Linked DNA regions of Homo sapiens: region 1 is linked to region 2. The links are chromatin loops, found by intact Hi-C in ENCODE. Cell type or tissue: ovary. All regions are shown on one strand. Links, peaks and the distances in the headings refer to the core of each region. The heading gives the core; the rest is flanking DNA.

Region 1 (4,397 bases), core at 83-4,082, 270 kb after region 2:
ACTTCAGTGCTATTCTCTGTTCAAGTTTTTTTTTTTTTTTTTTTTTTTTGAGACAGGTCTTGCCCTGTCTCCTAGGCTGTGGAGTGCAGTGGCGCCATCTCAGTTCACTGCAACCTCTGCTTCCTGGGTTCAAGTGATTCTCCTGCCTTAGCCTTCCAAGTAGCTGGGATTACAGGCACAAGCCACCATGCCTGGCTAATTTTTGTATTTTCAGTAGAGATGGGGTTTCACCATGTTGTCCAGGCTGGTCTCAAACTCCTGACCTCTGGTGATCCACCCACCTCGGCCTCCCAAAGTGCTGGGATTACAGGCGTGAGCCACCACGCCTGGCCTGTTCAAGTTTCATCTTGGAAATCTACTTAGAGTATCAGTCCTATTGTGATTTTGGGCCAGATAACCATTTGTTGTGAAGGGGTTGCCAAGTGTGTTGTAGGATATTTTGCATCCCTGGCCTTTACCCACTGGATGCTAGAAGCACTCACCACCCACAACTGTGACAATAAAAATATCTTCATACATTTCCTAATGTCTCTGAGGGGAGAGGGTTGGGGATGGGGCAAAATCACTCCCAGCTGAGAACCACTAGCCTATAGCTGCAATCCACTTAAGACTGAGGCTTTTCCTAATTCTTAATAGTCTTTTGTCTTCCATACCACTAAGAAACTGGAATCCTGTGTCTGACCACAGGCTTGTTGTTACGATGCTCCTCTCCAATCACCTCTGGCTCTCTGACTTGGATTCTAAGTAGCCTTCTCCTGGATGTAGTGCTGCTGGGCTCAACCTGCCTACAGGGAAAAGTGTGTTGCGCCACCTAAGACCCCCCACCTGGTGGCCTTTGCCACAGCCTGTGCTGACCCCAGTCTGTTGCTGAACGACATTTTTTCTTCATATCTGCAGCCAAGTGATCGTGTCTGTAAAGTTTAATTTAAGTTCTAAATACCTGCCTTCTGTCTCTTCTATATAGTCAACTAAGAACTTTCTGCCTGTTTCCCAAGACAGGATTACTCTTTGTAACGCTAATAATGGCACAAAAGCATGTTTAAGATGAAGGGTATAGCAGCCCTCGTGATATAATTTCTAGAGCATCTCTACTTTCTTTTAAAAATATACTGTTTTAGCTTCAGCATCCATCAGTTAGTTTAAACCCCTACATATTAAACCATTTTCTATATTATTTCTTGGGATGATGTATCAAGTTAAGTACCCAGAGTATTTAATACACATTAAGTTGTCTCTTTCAAATTTCTAGAATTGCCTACTAGTTTTAGAATTAAAGACTTTAGTAAATAAGATGATGTCCTTAGTCATAATCGAACCTGTGCCTTCAATCCTTAATTATCACCCTTAGAGGTGATAACTATGTTGAGTTTTCCTTTTCCCCATGCTTGGGCTTTTCTCTTTTTGTAATTATTCAGAAACATTTCGTTCTTATTGATTATTTTATTTGCTATGAGCTTAATAATCCCTCATTTTATTATGTATGCTTTAGGTTTGGCAAACAAATTCCAAGCAGTGTTCCAAATGCAGAGCCACCATAGTTTTGTTTATATGAGTAAAGTAATATTTTATATTATAAACATTGTTTCTGCTGATTCTAATTTTGAATACTGGATTATATTAGACAATTCCATTAAAAAACAAAGCAAGGCAGTTTATTCAGTGAAATATTTAGTCACATTAGTTGATGACATTTTATGTCAGATTTCTTCAATATTATATGATTTATGTTGTTAAATTTATGTAATAAACCAACTGTCCTATATTTACATGTATATTTCTAATTTGAACATTGTTCACCTAGCTATGTCTTATAAGTAGGCTACATCCAGATGATTACGCTTGACCTATTTTGAAAAGTTGTTATCCTGTGTATCAGCCATTGTATTAGTCTGTTCCCACTGCTGTAAATAAATATCTGAGACCAGGTAATTTATAAAGAAAAGAGGTTTAACTGGCTTGTGTTTCTGCAGGCTGTATGAGAAGCGTAGCAGCTTCTGCTCGGCTTCTGGGGTGGCCTCAGGGAACTTTCAATCACAGTGGAAGGCAAAGTGGGAATGAGCACTTCACATGGCTGAAGCAGGAGGAAGAGGGGTGAGGGAGAAGCTATAGCACTTTTAAACAACCAGATTTCATGAGAATTCACTCACTATTGTGATACAGTGCAAAGGGGGAAATCGGCGTCCATGATCCAGTCTTCTCCCTAAGGCTCCACCTCTAAAATGGAGATTACAATTCGATTTGAGATTTGGGTAGGGACACAGATCCAAACTATATCAGCCATCCAGTAAAAATAAGACATGCTTTATTTACACAGGGAAGGGAATAATATTGAGTGTTCTTGAGGTTTTACTCTCTTAAGTCTAGACATGATGAATCTAGGAACATTAAGAAGAGTCCCTGGATAGCAGGAATGTACATTAGGAAGAACATAATTATAACTGAGTAATTCTTATGTTTGAAGAAAATAAGAAATTTAAAGTTTTAATTTAATCTTCACAGTAACCATATGATGTAGGTGGGCAATATATTATTATCTCTATTGTATAGCTGGGGAAATTGAGGCATAAAGTTTAAGTAATATGTCCAAAGTCACTCAGCTATTAAGTGGAGAATTGGAATGTAAATTCAGGTCTGCTAAAGTCCAGAATCTTCAACCTAAGCCAATACATTTCTAAAAGTTTCTGTGAGGGGGACAGGCTGAGGAAAAGGCAAGAACATTACTGAAGCATTGCTTTAGAGCACTTTCCAATAGAAATATAGTAAAAATCATGTATGTAATTTAAATTTTTCTGGTAACCACTTTAAAATGGACTAAAAAACAGAAAACATAATTTTCATTTTGTATTGTATTTAACTGAATATGTCTAAAATGTTATCATTTCAATATGTATTCAGTATAAAAATTTTAATGAGATCTTACATTCTTTTTTGTACTAAGTCTTTGAAATCCAGTGTGCATTTTATACTTTCAGCACATTTCAATTTGGACTAGGCATATCTCAAGTGCTTAATAGTCATTTGTGGCTAATGGCTAGTGTATTAGACAGAGGAGCTCACGAAACCTTGAAACTGGATTTAGATAATTTAGATTTTGAAGATCACTTTGCATTATGTCATTTAATCTCACATTAAAGATTTTTCTAGCCTTGAGTAATTTCATATTTGAACGCTCCAGCCTTGGATCAGGAATTAAAGGGTAGATGAGAACTCGTGGCCTCCTACCTCTGCTAGTGGGTATCATCATGGGAGCAGGTTAAATTAGTTAGGAATTCCCAAGGAAAAGGTAAATCTCAAAGGTCAAAAATCAGGATTTAGATCTAGCTTCTTCTCCTTCATTGTAAATCCTGGATTTTTTTTTTTCTTAGGTAGTTAGCAGTTGCCTTAAATTTATTGCAACAGTTTGGAACTTGAGCACTAGTGATTTTCAGTATATTCGTTTTGACTTTCCTTTCTTGCTGGATGTCCTTTTATTCATCTGGTAAATTTGCAAGCAGGCTGCATCTTGGAAAGTGCAGGCACAGGCTTCTTTTTTAATAAGAAGGTTTAAAAAAGAAGGCTTCTTTTTAAATATCTCATTATCTAATGAGATAACTCATTAGATAATTCGTTAGACAACGGCATAGATAGCAACAAACTCCCAACCAGATTGCTATGGAATAGTCCCTTCTATTTAGAATTTCTAGCACCGCTATAGTTTAAGTCATTCCTCAAAGTGAAATTGAGAGGTTAGAAACAGACAATGGGGCAAGAAAAGCAGTTTCCCACAGCAGCTTACATGACTTATGAGCAAAAACTGGTTCACAAAATGGACAACAGAGTGTGTTGAAAAGAAACTAGATATTTACAATGAAGAACTTAGGCAAGGGATACTTTTACTGTAAGATATTTCAGGACAGTTGTGATGTAATCATGAGCTTACATGAAAATAAGTAAAGGATGATAATTGTCAATTATGTGATAAATAAAATTTTCTAAATCTTACACTTGCTTAAATGCCATTACAAATGTAATATGTGGAAAAACCTAACTCCACTAATTAAGAGAATTCACATCAATGTTATATACATGAAAATATGTACAGCAAAATAACATCAATATTCATTGTCATCCTTGGATGAAATATTTAAGGTTTTCTTTGCAAAAAAAAATTCTTTGTTTATATATATGTAAAACTCACAGGTAGATATGAGTTTAAAAGATATAAGCAGATGTGGAGGTGGAGAATAGGGCTCTGCTGATGGTCTTTGAGGTAATCAGGGCTCATATTATGACCTAGAGAATAATGGAAAGACAGCAAAGACAGCTAAGAGGAACTACGAAGATAAAATAAGAATGATTTCATGATTAGGCACTCATTTGACTTCGCGCTTTGTATCAAACAAGCTATCAACTAGAAT
Region 2 (4,397 bases), core at 145-4,144:
GAAGAATTTGCTCAACTTCAGCTTTCTGAAGTTGCATGAGCGAGTAGGAATTGCACAATTTGGCATCACGTTTACAACAGCATCTTTTCTCATTCTTTTGGTGTTCTTCCTTCTTGGAAAATAAAGGTTTGGTACTCTTTTGGCTAAATATAGATTTGTATCTTGCCTAAAGATAACTCTTACAACAGTGTTGATTGCCCAACCAGTACTCTTTATTTTCTCCTCCTAATGACCAGTGGATCTAAATGCCATTTAAACAAGCTAGAGATCTGATTACCCAAAGCTGGGAGTCATCATATTCAATCTACCATTGGAAGAGCAGATGAGTTTTTTCAGGCTAAAGAAAGTTTTATTTTTAAGGGGTCTTCATCTCTTTATTTCATTCCAATAGAAGGAGACAGCATTTAAGTGATTACATTCTACTGAATAGTTTGGGATGAGAGAGATTAATGTTGATCTTTGTGTTAGTCTGTTCTCAAATTGCTATAAAATAAAAGAATTTAAAAATTGCTATAAAATAATATGTGAGACTGTGTAATTTACAAAGAAAAGAGGTTTAATTTGCTCACAGTTCTGCAGGCTGTATAGGAGGCATAGCAGCTTCTGCTTCTGGGGAGGCCTCAGGAATCTTATAACCACGGTGGAAGGTGAAGGGGAAACAGGCATCTTCACATGGCTGGAGTAGGAGGAAGGTGGGGTGGTTTAACACTTTAACCAAAAAGTGTTAAAAAAAAGCCACACACTTTTAAACAACTAGATCTCATGAGAACTTGCTCACTATCCCTACATAGTGTATCCGGAATTGTTGGGTTCTTGGTCTCACTGACTTCAAGAATGAAGCCGCGGACCCTTGCAGTCAGTGCTACAGTTCTTAAAGGCAGCATGTCCGGAGTTTGTTCCTTCTGATGTTCAGATGTGTTTGGAGTTTCTTCCTTCTGGTGGGTTCATGGTCTCCCTGGCGTCAGGAGTGAAGCTGCAGACCTTCGCGGTGAGTGTTACAGCTCATAAAGGCAGCATGGACCCAAACAGTCAGCAGCAGCAATATTTATTGCAAAGAGCAAAACAACAAAGCTTCCACGGTGCAGGAGAGGACCCAGGGGGTTTGCCACTGCTGGCTTGGGCAGCCTGCTTTTATTCCCTTATCTGGCCCCACCCACATCCTGCTGATTGGTCCATTTTACAGAGAGCTGATTGGTCTGTTTTACAGAGAGCTGATTGGTCCATTTTGACAGGGTGCTGATTGGTGCATTTACAATCCCTGAGCTAGACACAAAAGTTCTCCAAGTCTCCCCTAGATTAGCTAGACACAGAGCACTGATTGGTGCATTCACAAGCCCTGGGCTAGACATAGGGTGCTGATTGGCGCATTTACAAATCCTGAGCTAGACACAGAGTGCTGATTGGTGCATTTACAAACCTTGAGCCAGACACAGAGTGCTGATTGCTAGACAAAGTTAGCTAGACATGAAGTTTCTCCAAGTCCCCACTAGACTCAGGAGCCCAGCTGGCTTCACCTAGTGGATCCCCTACTGGGGCCGCAGGTGGAGCTGCCTGCCAGTAGCAGCGGTGTGCCAGCAGTCCTCAGCCCTTGGGCGGTCGATGGGACCGGGCGCCATTGAGCAGGGGGCGGCGCTCGTCTGGGAGGCTGGGGCTGCGCAGGAGCCCAGGGCGGGGGTGGGGAGGCTCAGGCATGGCGGGCTGAAGGTCCCGAGCTCTGCCCCATGGGGAGGCAGCTAAGGGCCGTGAGAAATCAAGCGCAGCGCAGGTGGGCCGGCACTGCTGGGGGACCCGGTGCACCCTCCACAGCTGCTGGCCCGGGTGCTAAGCCCCTCACTGCCCGGGGCTGGCGGGGCCGGCCGGCGGCTCCGAGTGCGGGGCCCACCAAGCCCACGCCCACCCAGAACTCCAGCTGGCCCGCGAGCGCCTCGCGCAGCCCTGGTTCCCGCTCGCGCCTCTCCCTCCACACCTCCCTGCACGCAAGCTGAGGGAGCTGGCTCCGGCCTCCGCCATCCCAGGAAGGGGCTCCCACAGTGCAGCGGCGGGCTGAAGGGCTCCTCAACCACCGCCAGAGTGGGTGCCCAGGCAGAGGAGGCGCCGGGAGTGAGCGAGGGCTGCAAGGGCTGCCAGCAGGCTGTCACCTCTCAATAGTACCAAGGGGAAAAATTTGCCCCCATGATCCAATCACCTCCCACTGGGCTCCATCTCCAACTTTGGGGACTACAATTCCACATGAGATTTGGGTGAAGACACAGATCCAAACCATATCACTGGTATTGTTCTGAAGATCAAGTGGAATAATTATTGTGTGAATACGTTGTAAATTGTGAAGTAGTATGACATTTGTAAGGTGTTATCATTTAACATTTATTGAGCATTTACCATGGGCTGGGCATTGTGTTTAATGAGTGTTTAAATAGCTTATAACATTAAATTCTGTGGTAGCCAAATCTAGTTGCTTAGTAGATCCCCCTGGATATCCACATGCACATAGAATCATGAATCATATACAATTTATGAATCACAAGATATGGCATAAGATCTGGAGATTCACATTATCCCACTCTCCTAAGGGAATTTCAGTTTACAGTCAGGTTTTAGAACCACTGATTTAGTCTTCAAACTAACTCACTGAGGAAATAACTAATTATCATCTCCGTTTCCTTTCTTTGTTGAAGAGCCTTAATGAGCAATAAAAAAAGGTTTTTTTTCATTCTCTGAAAATTCTATGTCATTTGGTATGTCAGAGTAACACTTTTTTTTTTAATTTTTTTTTTTGAGACGGAGTCTCGCTCTGTCGCCCAGGCTGGAGTGCAGTGGCGCCATCTCGGCTCACTGCAAGCTCCACCCTCCGGGTTCACGCCATTTTCCTGCCTCAGCCTCCAGAGTAGCTGGGACTACAGGTGCCCGCCACCACCCCCGGCTAATTTTTTGTATTTTTTTTAGTAGAGACGGGGTTTCACCGTGGTCTCAATCTCCTGACCTTGTGATCGGCCCGCCTCGGCCTCCCAAAGTGCTGGGATTACAGGCGTGAGCCACTGCGCCTGGCCTAACACTTTTTTTAAAACTGGAAAATGGAGTAGAACGCCTTGTTCTCAAAGAGCTTACAATTTTGTGAAATGCCAATGTAAGGAATTATTTATATAATATTAAAGTGTGATGAAGACTATGAAAGAGGCAAGTTTCAGCTAAAGCAGCAGTAGGGAGAGGAAACAGTCATCTCTGCCTGGGGAGAGTGAAGGTGTGGGAAAGTTTCACAGAAGATGAGAGTGACAGAAGCATGTACAGAGGGAAGGATGTATGAGCCAGCACAGCATACTGAAAGAATGGAAAGAATTCAGTATGGCTGTTGGGGAGGGCATTCAGGAAAGCATGGGCTTTGGAATCTGATAAACACAGTTTTAGATTCTGGATCCGCTACTTACTAGCTAAGTTACCTTGAGCAATTTCATTTAGCTTCCTTGAATCTTAGATTTCTCAGCTAGGATAACAAAGCCTTTCTACCCTTCAGAGTATTTGTCAAGGTTAATGGAAACTCTTATTATAAATTAACACGTATTAATTTATTTTCATTAGAATATTCTACTACTATTACTATTATTGCAAGTCTTTTGGAAAGCATTTGGGTATTATTACGTTAGTTAGCTTTGGGGATGCCATTAAAATAAAAGAAGGGTGTGAATGCATTTGCCTTCTACCAATAATACTTTGTCAGCAAGACAAGGATGAATCCGAGGACATTGGAGGCAAAGAGATCACTTCCTGGACTAATTCTCATTCTAGATGATGCATAATAAGAATATTAGTACTGGCTGGGCGTGGTGGCTCACGCCTGTAATCCCAGCACTTTGGGAGGCCGAGGCAGGTGGGTCACTTGAGGTCAGGGGTGCGAGACCAGCCTGACCAACATGGTGAAACGCCCTCTCTACTAAAAAATACAAAATTAGTCCGGCATGGTGGCGCATGCCTGTAATCCCAGCTACTTGGGAGGCTGAGGCAGGAGAATCGCTTGAACCCAAGAGGCAGAGGTTGCAGTGAGCTGAGATAGTGCGATTGCACTCCAGTCTGGGCAACAAGAGTGAAACTCTGTCTCAAAAAAAAAAAAAAAAGAATATTAGTGGGGATGGGGAGAAAAAGATGGATTCAGAGATATTTAGGAGATAGTTTAACATATCATATACAATTATGGTTAAAGACAAAACTAAGCATGTGGCAAAATTAACAGTCTATTTATTCATAAACTTGTAGCAAGAAAGCCCTTGGCAATGTTTTATTTCAGCAGGTCTTCAATGGTATTGGACAAGTATGAGTTTATAGTGTGTGAAGAAAATACTAAGCCTCTGATTGGCAAGCATTTATTAAGGTAGGAATTTTAGAAGCAAGAGAGAATTTTATTGAGT

What was found. Peaks named below come from ENCODE experiments on the same cell type or tissue, not always from the same donor. Only the 100,000 strongest peaks of a DNase experiment are listed, where the experiment ranks them.
Region 1: it touches region 2 in a loop (9-fold over the local background); 1 of 110 quality-filtered maps calls a loop at or near these places.

Annotation. Positions count from the first base shown.
Region 1 is chr4:93,900,291-93,904,687 of GRCh38, reverse strand. No RefSeq gene overlaps it. Among named protein-coding and RNA genes, the nearest start is that of ATOH1, 74 kb to the right of the region's middle. In ovary, for the core only: no CTCF peak of the experiment used is centred there; no DNase peak of the experiment used is centred there.
Region 2 is chr4:94,167,406-94,171,802 of GRCh38, reverse strand. The region is part of intron 1 of SMARCAD1-DT (SMARCAD1 divergent transcript); the gene reads left to right. Among named protein-coding and RNA genes, the nearest start is that of SMARCAD1-DT, 38 kb to the left of the region's middle. RefSeq lists an enhancer at 4,276-4,397. In ovary, for the core only: no CTCF peak of the experiment used is centred there; a DNase peak (open chromatin) is centred at 2,041.